4 separate regions of the Homo sapiens genome follow, and all the other regions are linked to region 2. A link is a contact called in ENCODE Hi-C or POLR2A ChIA-PET data. All regions are on one chromosome and are shown on one strand. The core of a region is the stretch at or near the end of the contact, and the rest is flanking DNA. Distances in the headings are between cores, read along the strand shown.

The links. Hi-C counts contacts between places; a loop is a spot of excess contacts on that map. ChIA-PET counts read pairs that join two places held with the same protein, here RNA polymerase II (POLR2A). Pooled maps may share reads with other maps.
Region 1: a map with no recorded cell type shows a loop between it and region 2 (5-fold over the local background). The contact joins the promoter of MYBPC2 here to the promoter of IL4I1 in region 2. A Hi-C loop is called at or near these places in 1 of 37 single-sample maps with no recorded cell type and 4 of 50 pooled maps. POLR2A ChIA-PET finds 5 or more read pairs at or near these places in 1 of 52 experiments (activated B cell).
Region 3: a loop to region 2 is called in a pooled map, with 4 times the contacts of the local background. The contact joins the promoter of DKKL1 here to the promoter of IL4I1 in region 2. A Hi-C loop is called at or near these places in 1 of 50 pooled maps. POLR2A ChIA-PET finds 5 or more read pairs at or near these places in 2 of 52 experiments (RWPE1 and activated T-cell).
Region 4: a loop to region 2 is called in a pooled map, with 4 times the contacts of the local background. The contact joins the promoter of FTL here to the promoter of IL4I1 in region 2. A Hi-C loop is called at or near these places in 1 of 50 pooled maps. POLR2A ChIA-PET finds 5 or more read pairs at or near these places in 2 of 52 experiments (Caco-2 and activated CD4-positive, alpha-beta T cell).

Annotation. Positions count from the first base shown.
Region 1 is chr19:50,431,483-50,434,569 of GRCh38, forward strand. MYBPC2 (myosin binding protein C2) reads left to right here and starts at 1,410. Exons shown (of 28, transcript NM_004533.4): 1 at 1,410-1,490. The coding sequence starts at 1,472. RefSeq lists silencers at 527-616, 647-866 and enhancers at 1,216-1,974, 2,789-3,087.
Region 2 is chr19:49,895,474-49,898,554 of GRCh38, forward strand. IL4I1 (interleukin 4 induced 1) reads right to left here and starts at 1,414. Exons shown (of 8, transcript NM_152899.2): 1 at 1,362-1,414; 2 at 675-709; 3 at 342-580. The coding sequence starts at 687. RefSeq lists an enhancer at 2,344-2,523.
Region 3 is chr19:49,362,014-49,365,229 of GRCh38, forward strand. DKKL1 (dickkopf like acrosomal protein 1) reads left to right here and starts at 1,864. Exons shown (of 5, transcript NM_014419.4): 1 at 1,864-1,995; 2 at 2,569-2,741. The coding sequence starts at 1,986. TEAD2 (TEA domain transcription factor 2) reads right to left here and starts at 403. Exons shown (of 13, transcript NM_001256660.2): 1 at 320-403. RefSeq lists an enhancer at 1-196.
Region 4 is chr19:48,964,050-48,967,231 of GRCh38, forward strand. It overlaps FTL (ferritin light chain), which reads left to right and starts at 1,260. Exons shown (of 4, transcript NM_000146.4): 1 at 1,260-1,560; 2 at 1,721-1,867; 3 at 2,232-2,357; 4 at 2,534-2,830. The coding sequence starts at 1,459. The coding sequence ends at 2,686. RefSeq lists a cis regulatory region at 1-159, a silencer at 1,090-1,249 and an enhancer at 1,500-1,549.

The DNA.
Region 1 (3,087 bases), core at 160-2,659, 540 kb after region 2:
GCAAAACCTATCTGAACCTTAATGCCGAGAAATAAGAGGCTTGACGCGCAGGCACAGAGGGTTCCGTTTATGTCTTCCTCTATTCCTGCCAACTGAAGTTCTCCACCTCCTCCCCGCTTCCCCTTCCGTCTGGGTGTCTGTCCCCTTCCCTCTGAATTGAGCCCTCGGGCTGGCAGCGAGGGACGCGAGGCTTCAGGTGGCCGCGGCACTGCAGGCCTGGGCCCCTCCCCAACTTAGCGGGGCTCGCGGGAGCGCAGTGGCAGTCTGCCTGGCAACCCGTGACATCACATGGAACTGACGCCGGATTGGCTGGACGCTCCCCGGAGGCGGAGAAATTTCCGGCTCGTAGGGGGTTTTGGAAAAGGAGGAGGGGGAAGATGAACAGGAAAAAAAAGCGGAGGGACTTGTTTTCCTCACACCGGGTCCCTCACGCTGCGTTACTAGCCAGGCAGTCCCCCAGCCTTAACCCTAAGTCCCCAACACCCTTTCCCTCCTTCCTCCCCACAACACCTGGTGTCCCCAAGCCCCGCCCCTCCCCAGGCCCCGCCCCCTCGGCTCCCCGCCGCGTCCAGAGCCACCCCATTCAGAAAGTCACAGGTCCCCCTGCCGGGAAGGGCGCCAACGTCCGGGCAGCCCTCCAGGGCCTTCCCAGCCTCCCACCCGCCCCCACCGGGGACGCCCACCCCCTACCCGCGTCCGGTGCCTGCCGTGCCCGCTCCGGGAAGAGTCGCGGGGAGCGGTCCCAGGAGGGGCGGCGGCCAGTCCGGGGTCCCAGATGGCCGGGGCCCCAGCTCTTTGGGTTTGCCCACGCCCGGGGCGCGAAACTCCGGAGTCCCAGAGCCGCGGCGCCCTCCCCGGAGGCGCAGGGACCTCCTCCCCCCGCCGCCGTCCTGCCTACGCTAGGAAACCGGACCCTCCCTCCCGGCTCCGGTTTCCCGAAAACTCCTGACTTGCAGATGCTAAGAATGGCTTCCTAGACCCTGTCCCTCCCCTCCCTGCTTCATGCCAGAGCTCTGGCCCGCAGCCCTTACCCCCTTGAGACCCTCAGTCTCTTCCTCTTCCTTCTCCCGGGACCCAGGCGTCCAGGCGCTCGTCCTTTCTAGGGAACCCAAGAATCTGGGACCCCAGTTGCTTCTGCTCCCAGACTCAGGGGTCCAAGCACCCAGTCCCCTCCTCCCTGAGATTCTGGAGTCCGAGCCCCAGCCCCCTCCTCCCTCAGACCCAGGTGTCCGAGCCCCAGCCCCTCCTCCCTGGGGACCTGGCTCTCAGCCATCTCCCTAGGTCCAGCTGTTATTTCTCGCCCTTTAGAACATGCGGGCGGAATGTGGGGCGGCCCTGTGGTCTGATGTCTCCCGGAGCCTTCTGGGAGTCTCAGGACTCATTAAAAGGCTCCCCTTAGGGGCCCACCTGTCCTCCCTAGGGCCTAGCGGGACGCGGCTGCGGTCAGAGGAGCAGGAGGAGGTCCCCCGACATGCCTGAGGCAAAACCAGGTGGCGCCAGGACCCCCTCCCTGTGTGGGGATGGGGCTCTTCTTTTCTGGATGGGGATTTGGGACCCCTCTGTTTGTAGGGTTGGGAGAAGGAGGAACCTTCGCTGTGTGAGGAGGAGGCTCCCTTTGCTGTGCGGGATGGGGGTTCCCGCATCAGTTTAGGGTGAGGGTCTCGACTCTGCATGGGGAAGAGGGTCCCTTCCCTTTGTGACAGGAGTTTCCTTCCTTGTATGAGATGGGGTGGGTCTCATATCTGTGTGGGGTGAGGGATCCCCTTCACTCAGCAGGGAGGGTGTTTCTTTTTCTATAAGTGATTGGGGGGGCATCTCTGGTGGAGATGGGATTCTCTGGTTGTAAATTGGGTTCCTTTTGCTTGATGGGGATGGGGGTCTGTGTGTGTAGACTGGGTTTTTTTGTTTGTTTTTGTTTTTTGGTTTTTGGTTTTTTTTTTGAGATGGAGTCTCGCTCTGCCCCCGGGGCTGGACTGCATTGGTGCGATCTCGGCTCACTACAACATCCGCCTCCTGAGTTCAAACAATTCTCCTGCCTGGGGTAGCTGGGATTACAGGCCTGCGCCACCATGCCTGGCTATTTTTGTATTTTTAATAGAGACGGGTTTCGCCATGTTGACCAGGCTGGTCTCAAACCCCCAACCTCAGGTGATCCACCCGCCTCAGCCTCCCAAAGTGCTGGGATGACAGGCATGAGCCGCCGAGCCCGGCCAGACTGGGAGGTCTTTGCATGTGACTGGATTCTCCACATCCGGGGATGGCATCCTCTGGGCAGGGTCTGGGCCACTTCTCTGAGTGAAGACTCAGAGGGAGCCAGGTGCAGGGGCTCACGCCTGTCATCCCAGCACTCTGGGATACCGAGGCAGGAGGATTGCTTGAGGCCAGGAGTTCAAGACCAGCCTGGGCAACATGGCGAGACCTTGTCTCTACAAAAAATTAAAAATCAGCCAGGTGTGGTGGTGCATGCCTGTAGTCCCAGATACTTAGGAGGCAGTTGAGGCTGCAGTGAGCTGTGATCACGTCACTGCACTCCAGCCTGGGTGACAGAGTGAGACCCCGTCTCTAAAAAACAAGCAACAGCAACAACAAAAATGGCCCAGTGCGGTGGCTCATACCTGTAGTCCCAGCACCTTGGGAGGCCAAGGTGGGTGGATCACCTGAGCCCAGCAGTTCAAGGCCAGCCTGGCCAACATGGCAAAACCCCGTCACTACAAAAAATACTAAATTAGCTGGGCTTGTGGGGGTGTGCCTGTAGTCCCAGCTACTCAGGAGTCTGAGGTGAGAGGATCACTTGAGCCCAGGAGACGGAGGTTGCAGTGAGCCCAAATCTTGCCACTGCACTCCAGCCTGGGAGACGGAGCGAGACCCTGCTGGGAAAAAACAGAAACAAAAACAAAAAATAGATTCCAAGGGACCTTCTCTGTAGGATATGGGGTGATTGTGGGTATAAAGATTAGTGGTTCCCATCTGCATGGAGTCACAGGGGAAGTCTCTGTATTAAGGATGGGGGAGCCTCATTTCTGTGGGCACTGAGGCTTCCCCGTGTAGGAATTAGCGGGGCTTCTTCATGCAGGGAATGGGGTCCTT
Region 2 (3,081 bases), core at 164-2,663:
TGCAGTGAGTAGGTCAGTGGTTAGACCTCAGGGCACACATCCCCTTGGTAGAGTTTCCCTCTCCACCAACAGGCGCCCCACCCCAGGACAGAGGAGCTTTGAGCCAGTGAGACTTCCCTCTGGGATGAAAAACGTGGGACAGGAAAGTCTGGGGCCTCTCAGTGGAGACATGTGACAGCAGGGGGCTTGGGCCTCACCCCCAGACTACAGGGAAAGATAGCCTCTCCCCCCACATCCCCACCTCCACCCCCTCAAGGAGGAACGCGGCCGTGTCCCTGTGCCCAGGGACTCCAGCCTGCAGCAGGAGGGACTCCAGGTAGACTGCAAGCAGTGCTTCCCACCTTGTGTCCAGCATCGCTGAGCACCTTGGCGGCCACCAGCCCGGCCACACCAGCGCCAACCACAATCACCCTCTGGGGCTTCAGGGTCCGATTGAGCCCCCAGGTCACCACCTTGAGCAGCTGCTCATAGTCAGGATCCTGCATGCATTTCTCGAAGGGGTCTTGGCTGCGTTCAGCCTTCCAGTCCTGGGAGGCCACCAGGCTGAGGAGGATGGGGACGAGGACGAGGAGGTGCAGGGCTGGGAGGAGGAGGACAGGGTCAACGGGGTTGTGGCAGGTCGGGGGAGAGGGGTTCTACTCACTTGTTCCAGAGCCCCTCCCCTGCTTACTCACCCAATGGGGCCATGACTCTCGGTGGGAGATGGTGTCTGGGGTGGAGGAGAAGGGAGGGCTGTTGTGACTGAGGCCTGTGACCACTGTAGCCTGACTCTGTCTCCCATGGGCTGCCCAGCTGCTAGAGCCGGCCCTCCCCCAGTCACTGTCCTGCTCTCTGGACCTGTGTCCCCTAACCCCATTCCTTCAGAGTCCCCTGGACCGTCCCTGCCTCCCTCCTCACCGGTCTCCACCTCTGCCACAGCTCTCTCGGGTTCCTGTCTCTTTCTCTTCTTTTCCCTCTTTCTTTCCTTTCTTTCTTTTTTTTTTAACAGTCTTTCTCTGCCATCCAGGCTGGAGTGCAGTGGTAAGATCTTGGCTCACTGCAACCTCCGCCTCCCAGGTTCAAGAATCCTCCCACTTCAGCCTCCCAAGTAACTGGGATTACAGACACCCATAACCAAACCTGGCTAATTTTTGTATTTTTAGTAGAGACGGGGTTTCGCCATGTTGGCCAGGCTGGTCTCGAACTCCTGACCTTAGGTGATCCACCCACCTCGGCCTCCCAAAGTGCTGGGATTCCAGGCATGAGCCCCCGCGCCCGGCCTCTTTTCCCTCTTCCTCATCTCCCCAGCTCCTGACTGCTTCTCAGTCCCTATTTCTGTGGGTCCTGTCTCTCTGTCCCCCCACCACTGGCCGTGTCACTACCTCCAGCTCTTGGTGACAGCAGGACAGCGCGGTCCTCTCCACTGCCCTCCACTGTCTCTGCTGTGGCCCTTTCTCTCCCCTTAAACTGGCAGAGCCCCGCCCACCCCTCCTTTTGGGAAACTGGCCGAGGGAAATGAAACTGGTTTCCTGGAGCTGCTCTGGTCCAATGCTCAGAGTCTAGTTGAGGTTGGAGAAAGGGGGTTGGAGGAAGTTAATCAGTCTATTCACTTCCTTTTGCCCCAGATAGTTCTGGGGTGGTTTGGAGGCCAGAAATAGATGCTCAGGTAACCGTGCCAACAACGGGGAATCCCCTTCGGTTTGCCCCCGTCCCTGATCACCAGGCCACTTGTTTCTATCCTCCCCTGCACTCTCTCTGCCTCCTTGATTCCCACGGGGACAGAGGGGCTACAGGTCCCTGGGCCAGGCCAACTTTCCCCTCCAAGTCCCTCTCCGTCAGGTGTCGCCATGTCCTGCAGGGCCCCCCATGGTTCCACTTCCCTCTCCACTTGCCACCCAGAGCCTCAGTCTCCCCCTCCGTTACATGGGTGTAGCAGTGGGGCTGGCAGCCGTGGTCCCGGGGTCAGGACGTGGGCTCTGAGCCCGCCCTCCCCTCTGTGGCTCTCGTCTACAGCTGTCAAATGACGTCTACAGACGTCACAGTGTTTTAGGATCAAGTGAGTGAATCCAGGTTAAGTTCTGTGGCCGGAACCTGGGGTAGTACTGGAAGCTGCTCCTTTGGAAATGCCAGCTGCTGTGGCCGCAGGGGCACTCAGGGGTTCTATGAGTGACCACCCGGCAGAGGGAAGCGCCCAGGCTTCACCCATCCCTGCTTTAAGAACCACCTCAGTGCTCAGGGCAGGGAGTGGGGCGGCACCTTGGAGTGGGTGGGGGTGGAGAAACAATAGCAGGGACTTTCCTTGGGGTGGGGGAGAGGGAGCCAGGGGCTCCGTGAGGAGGAAAACCAGAGGGAGGCAGATTCTCTGCAGCAAGGGTTGGGTGGGGGTTGGAGGGCATTAACAAGAAGGAAGATGGGAAACTCCCGCAGTAAATCAAAGAGGGATGCGGTTATGGCCGGGAGGGGCTGGGGGGTGAATGTGAGTAACAAGGCATGTGACGCAGGGGCGGGAGGCCGTGGCAAAGGGAAATGATCAAAGAGCTGGAGAGTTCAGGGACCGAAAGAGCTTGGGTCAGCAAAAATAGTGACGAGGGCCAGGGGTGGCTCACGCCTATAATCCCAGCACTTTGGGAGGTCGAGGCAGGCGGATCACCTGATGTCAGGAGTTCAAGACCAGCCTGGCCAACATGGCAAAACCTCGTCTCTACTAAAAATATAAAAATTAGCCGGGCATGGTGGCATACGCCTGTAGTCCCAACTACTCAGGAGGCTGGGACAGGAGAATTGCTTGAACCCAAGAGGTGGAGGTTGCAGTGAGCTGAGATCGTGCCACTGCACTCTAGCCTGGGTGACAGAGCCAGACTCCATCTCAAAAAATAAAAAATAAAAATAAAAAATAGTAATGAGGGCCGGGTGCGGAGGCTCACTGCTGTAATCCTAGCACTTTGGGAGGCCGAGGTGGGAGGATTGCTTGAGCCCAGGGGCTCGAGACCAGCCTGGCCAAGATGGCGAAACCCTTTCTCTAAAAAAGAAAAAAATAGTGACAAAAATGTTCCCATGGCGATCACCTGCCTTGGAGGCCGCCTGGTGCTCAGGGCTTTGCAC
Region 3 (3,216 bases), core at 614-3,113, 530 kb before region 2:
TCCCTTCTCCGTAAGAAGGACCAAATGCCCCCCAGATTACACAAGGGGTCCTTCTCACTCCAAAGTGACACCGCCGCAGACGCACGCCCCACACCCCGCCAGCGCCCTTGGCCCGCACCCGCTCCTGCGCGCACGCCCAAACTCAGACCCAGCCGCAGGCACCCTAACTCCGGCCAGAGTTCCCACTCCTCACTGAGGCTCGGTCACGGGAGCAAATTCGGGCCCCCGGGCAAAAAGAGGGCTGCGAACCATTCAGAGACGGTCCCGCAAACGCACGCCTCACCTCCTAAGAAGCAACTCCCCACCCCAACTCACACACCCCAAAGCAGGATCCCCGACTCCCGCCGGCGCCTTCCTACCTCCCGGCCTGGGGCTGGGGAGCCGCGGGCGGGCGGGGCGCTGCGAGGGAGAAAGTTGCCGGGAGCTTTGTTTGGGAAAAGTGGGAGGGACCGGAGGGGGGGGCGGGCCCGGCCGGCGGACAGCGGGAAGGGGGATCCGACGGTGACAGTTTGGGGAAGGATTTTTGCTTTGGGAGAGATTAGTCTATCTCGGGGCTGGTAGGAACTCAGGATTTGGGTGCTTGGGAAAGGAGGGGGATTGGGGGTTCGGACTCCAAGTCGGAGGGAAAAGGCTGATAGGAGCCAGAAACCCCTGATCTGAGGGAGGAGAGGCTGGGGGCTGGGACTCCTGGGTCTGGGGGCTGGGACTCCTGGGTCTGGGAGAGGAAGCGGCTGGAGAGAGATATGGGCTCCTAGGTCTGAGAGGGGACGGGGCTAGGCGCCTGGAATCCCGGCTACCCTCGTGTTTGTGTATTGGGGGTGCGGAAGTGATACGAATACAAAGAGTCTTTACTGTTAAGCCCTGAGGTTTTTTTTCTTTTTTTCTGTTTGGTTTTTGGTTTTTTTGTTTTTTGTTTTTTTTGTTTTTTTTTTTTTTTGAGGATTGGGGTCTGGGGATGGGTTTTGACTGATTCCTATGACGACCTGGTTTCCTTGTGACCTCACCACAGTTAAGAGTCGTGGGCAGGACCACCGGGAGTTTATTGGAGGCCCACGTAGGTGCAGATTCCTCATCTACAGGCGCTAGTGGACTGGAGACGGCTGGCGGCTGTCCCGGGACGGGGAAGAGAGCTTTGGTGCCTGAGGGAAGATGGCTTAGGGCCCGGTCCCTTAAGGGTGAAAGGCTGCGTGTTCAAAATTACGGGACTAGAGGGGGCGGGAGTCCGGACCTGAGGTCCTCAGGGAAAAGGAAGTCTGATTCTGGGTTCCTTGGAAGATGAAATATAAGACTGGATTTAGGGTTTCCGGAGACAACGGGACTTTTTAGTGGAGCGGGAGCGGGAAAACCAGAAGGGACACGGAGAAAAGGTTCCGAAACAGATACACAATTAGAGTGAGAGCTAAAAGGGATGCTTGTACTCCGGTGTCTCCAGTAGGAGGAGCCTAGGACTGGAACTTGGGGTGATGAGGGCAAGATCTGGGACGCAGGGGCGTGGTCCAGTGCAGGGGCGTGGCCCAGTGCAGGGGCGTGGCTTTCAGCCAAGGGGCGTGGCCATTGCGATTGGGCGGGACTCCGAAACGAGGGCCGCAATCAGAGAACACCGCCAGGACTTCCAGGACTTGGTCTCCAGGACTGAGGTCAACTGACGTGGGCGTGGTCTGACTGTGTGGGCGTGGCCAGGGAATGAACTCACGGCTCTGGCTTAAGGGGTGTGGTGAACGAAGGATGGGGCGTGGCTGTGTCACCAAGGGCGTGGTCATGGAGTAGAGGCCCGGGCTCCTGGGTGAGGCCGGCAAGTTTGGAGCGTGGTCAGACAATAGGGGCGTGGCTACGGCTCGCGGAGCGCAACCAACGCTCTAGACCAGACCTGGGCTCGAGACCATAACTGTTTGGCTTTAACAGTACGTGGGCGGCCGGAATCCGGGAGTCCGGTGACCCGGGCTGTGGTCTAGCATAAAGGCGGAGCCCAGAAGAAGGGGCGGGGTATGGGAGAAGGTGAGGATTGAGATCTGGTGGTGAACGTGGGCGAAAGTGAGGAAAAGACCATTGGATGAGGCCGGGTGCTGTGGCTTACGCCTGCAATCCCAACACTTTGGGAGGCCCAGGTGGGCGGATCGCTTGAGATCAGGAGTTCGAGACCAGCCTGGGCAATATGTCGAAACCCTGTCTCTACAAAAAATACAAAAATTAGCCGGGCGTGGAGGCGCGCGCCTGTGGTCCCAGCTACTTCGGGGGGCTGAGGTGGGAGAATCACCTGAGCCCGGGGAGGTCGAGGCTGCAGTGAGCCGTGATTGTGCCACTGTACTCCAGCCTGGACTACAGAGTCTCGGTCTCAAAAAAAAAAAAAAAAAAGCATATGAGACAGAACCCAGAAGAGCCAGACCTGGGAGAAGACGGGGCCTGGCAAGGTGGAGGGTGTGGGAGTAGAAGAAAGAAGCAGTGGGGGAAATGAGCGCGGTGTGGGAGTTGCCTGAACTGGGGAGGCGACCTGGGCAAGGTGCTGGAGAGGGGCGTCTTGGGTGGGGGCGTGGCCACTGTGCGGGGCTCTGACCCCGACCCTTGCCACAGCCTCCCCACCTGCCCCCGCAAGGCGGCATCTGCTGGTCCTGCTGCTGCTCCTCTCTACCCTGGTGATCCCCTCCGCTGCAGCTCCTATCCATGATGCTGACGCCCAAGAGAGCTCCTTGGGTCTCACAGGCCTCCAGAGCCTACTCCAAGGCTTCAGCCGACTTTTCCTGAAAGTAAGCGATGGCGGGGGGATGGGGGAAGAAGTACTGAGAAGAGGTTCAGGGACACAGAGTGGGAGATGGTTCAGGGCCAGGCAGGGGGACAGACAGGATGAGAGGGCAACAGGGAGACCAAGAGATAGGAAGAGGGAAGGGACTGGGCCCAGGCTATAATCACAGCACTTTGGGAGGCTGAGGCAGAAGGATCATTGGAGCCCAGTACTTGGAGACCAGCCTGGGTAACATAGTGAGACCCTCATCTGTACAAAAAAATATAAAAAATAGTTGCAGGTACATGCGCCTATAATCCCAGCTGCTTGGGAGGCTGAGGCAGAAGGATCCCTTGAGCCCAGGAGGTCGAGGCTGCAGTAAGCCATGATAGCACCACTGCACTCCAGCCTGGATGACAGAACAAGGAGACCCTGTCTCTAAACAAATAAATATATACGTGCATAAATAAGAGAGGAAAGGTAACAGGCAAAGAGAGAGG
Region 4 (3,182 bases), core at 10-2,509, 930 kb before region 2:
CCTCTGTAGGGCAGGGCCTGACCTCACCCCACACCCCAGTGGCTTCAGCTCCCTGCCCAGCGCACGGGCTGCCTCCATCAGGGCACTTAAGTAGAGTCAAGGTTTGCGCCGACTCCGTCTCCCAGAAATCAACGTGGACCAGGCCCACTTAAAAAATATGCATTAGTCGAAGACAGACGTCTCGTCCATAGGTCCCCAGACTGTTTGTCCACAACGCAGGGCTTCTCTTTGTGGGCCTGAAGGAGCACACGTCAGGCAAGACACGAGGGCAACTTCAGAGACACTGTTCAGGGCCACGGAGAATTCTCGAAGTCTGTGAGTTGTCTCCAAAACAGCCTCCAGGAAATGCAATCCCAGAGACACCGCAAAGCTCAAAACAGACTTTTCATTCCTCCCCATTTCCACTCCCAGAAAAAGCCTGGGCCCCTGAAAGAGCTCCAAGGTATCCCCAAAGTCCCAGCCCATCTTTGGAGGGTTCCAGAGGGCTGTCCAGGGTTCCAGAAGTCACCCTACCTCATACAATGCTCCTCCTGGGCTTCCCGCACTGGGTGAAACCCACGGCTCCAGAATAACTGCCCTTTCCAACTTGCAGAGCACCTCAAGAACCTAAAGATTTCCCCGGGGAGGGCTCCAAAATATAGAGAGTTTGCATCGTGAACCCCCACCCCTGTAAATCCCAGGACTCCAGTCCCCGCAACACTCCATCTTCCAGAGATCTCCAGGGGTCCAGAAATAACACCTCACAGCCTTCCAAGCTTCCCAAGGATCCGGAGACTCCTTATCTCGCAGCGCAAACCTCAGGCAACTACAGGTCCTCCCTGCACCTTTGAGGTGCCCCTCCCCCCACTCAAGGTTCCAGAAAAATCCATGCCCTCGGAAACCCCAGAATCTTACTTTCCCGAGGCACCCCAGGACCCCAGGGTCATCAGTTCACAGGGCTGTTAGTGCTCCCATAAAACTCTAGCCTCCCAGAGGGACCCCAGCCCCCACCCTCCCGCCCACGAACCCCTGCATTTCCAGAATCAGCCCCAGGGCCCCAACCCCCCCAAGCCCCCATTTCACAACACGCTGGCGCTACAGGCGCGTGACTTCCCCTTGCTTTGGGGCGGGGGGCTGAGACTCCTATGTGCTCCGGATTGGTCAGGCACGGCCTTCGGCCCCGCCTCCTGCCACCGCAGATTGGCCGCTAGCCCTCCCCGAGCGCCCTGCCTCCGAGGGCCGGCGCACCATAAAAGAAGCCGCCCTAGCCACGTCCCCTCGCAGTTCGGCGGTCCCGCGGGTCTGTCTCTTGCTTCAACAGTGTTTGGACGGAACAGATCCGGGGACTCTCTTCCAGCCTCCGACCGCCCTCCGATTTCCTCTCCGCTTGCAACCTCCGGGACCATCTTCTCGGCCATCTCCTGCTTCTGGGACCTGCCAGCACCGTTTTTGTGGTTAGCTCCTTCTTGCCAACCAACCATGAGCTCCCAGATTCGTCAGAATTATTCCACCGACGTGGAGGCAGCCGTCAACAGCCTGGTCAATTTGTACCTGCAGGCCTCCTACACCTACCTCTCTCTGGTGAGTCCCCAGGACGCCCCTGGCCCTAATTTCCTCCAGCTGCGCACCTCCGGCCCTCACTGCACGCGCCAGCCTTCTTTGTGCGGTCGGGTAAACAGAGGGCGGAGTCCCCTTGGCCTCGCCTCCCGCTAACCATTGTTGCCTCCATCTCTTCCCGTAGGGCTTCTATTTCGACCGCGATGATGTGGCTCTGGAAGGCGTGAGCCACTTCTTCCGCGAATTGGCCGAGGAGAAGCGCGAGGGCTACGAGCGTCTCCTGAAGATGCAAAACCAGCGTGGCGGCCGCGCTCTCTTCCAGGACATCAAGGTAACTAGTGTGTGGGTAATGGACTACATCTCCCAGCAGGCCGTGCGCGCGAGGAGCCTTGATTTGAGGGCGTAGGTGTCGCGTGGGCTTCTGGGAGATTGAGTTCGGTCTTGTGAGCCCTCTTAACCGCTGGAAATAGAGGCGCACCTCGTGCAGTGCCCACAACACGCGGCAGTCCACACCGCTGCGTGGTCTTAGGGACGTATAGCTGTAAGAGCTAGGACAGGGTGCGGAGAGTGATAAATACAAGCTGTCACATGTCTTTGTGGCCTGGGCCTCTGACCCCCAACGACTCTTGGGAAATGTAGGTTTAGTTCTATGTGCCGAGTGTGTGTATTCTGAGCCATTTCTCCCTTCTATATAGAAGCCAGCTGAAGATGAGTGGGGTAAAACCCCAGACGCCATGAAAGCTGCCATGGCCCTGGAGAAAAAGCTGAACCAGGCCCTTTTGGATCTTCATGCCCTGGGTTCTGCCCGCACGGACCCCCATGTACGTACCCGCTGCATCCATGGCTACCCAACCATACCCCTCAAGCCTCTGCTCCCTTTGGGCAAATTTCCTTCAGAGCCTCATTTCACACCTGTCACATTTTAATCTGCAACTGGCTGCTCTCTCCCCCTCTTTTCCAGGGATTGGGTTTCTAATTTCTCCCTCTTCTCTCTCAGCTCTGTGACTTCCTGGAGACTCACTTCCTAGATGAGGAAGTGAAGCTTATCAAGAAGATGGGTGACCACCTGACCAACCTCCACAGGCTGGGTGGCCCGGAGGCTGGGCTGGGCGAGTATCTCTTCGAAAGGCTCACTCTCAAGCACGACTAAGAGCCTTCTGAGCCCAGCGACTTCTGAAGGGCCCCTTGCAAAGTAATAGGGCTTCTGCCTAAGCCTCTCCCTCCAGCCAATAGGCAGCTTTCTTAACTATCCTAACAAGCCTTGGACCAAATGGAAATAAAGCTTTTTGATGCAGCTGGTGGTTTTGTGTGTGGTGTGGAAGATGAGGTGGGATCTGTTCTCATAAAGCTTCTGGCTGGGTTGGGATGCCAGTGAAAGAGGAGTTGGCCCCATCTCCCATTTTCTTAACTGTCCTAAGACAAGAGGCTATCTGGGTAGTGTTGAACCTGAGGGTTCTCTGCTTGCCTGGCTGTTAACTGTCCCTCCCAGATGGTAGAGATAGACTCCAGGGAGTTGAATTAAGACCTAGGTTGGTATCTAGAAACAGATGTTAGGTCTCAGCCAGAAACAGCCCTATTTAACGAGTGATTATGGGGCCAGGTGGGTCGCTCACCTGATGTCAGGAGTTCGAGACCAGCCTGACCAA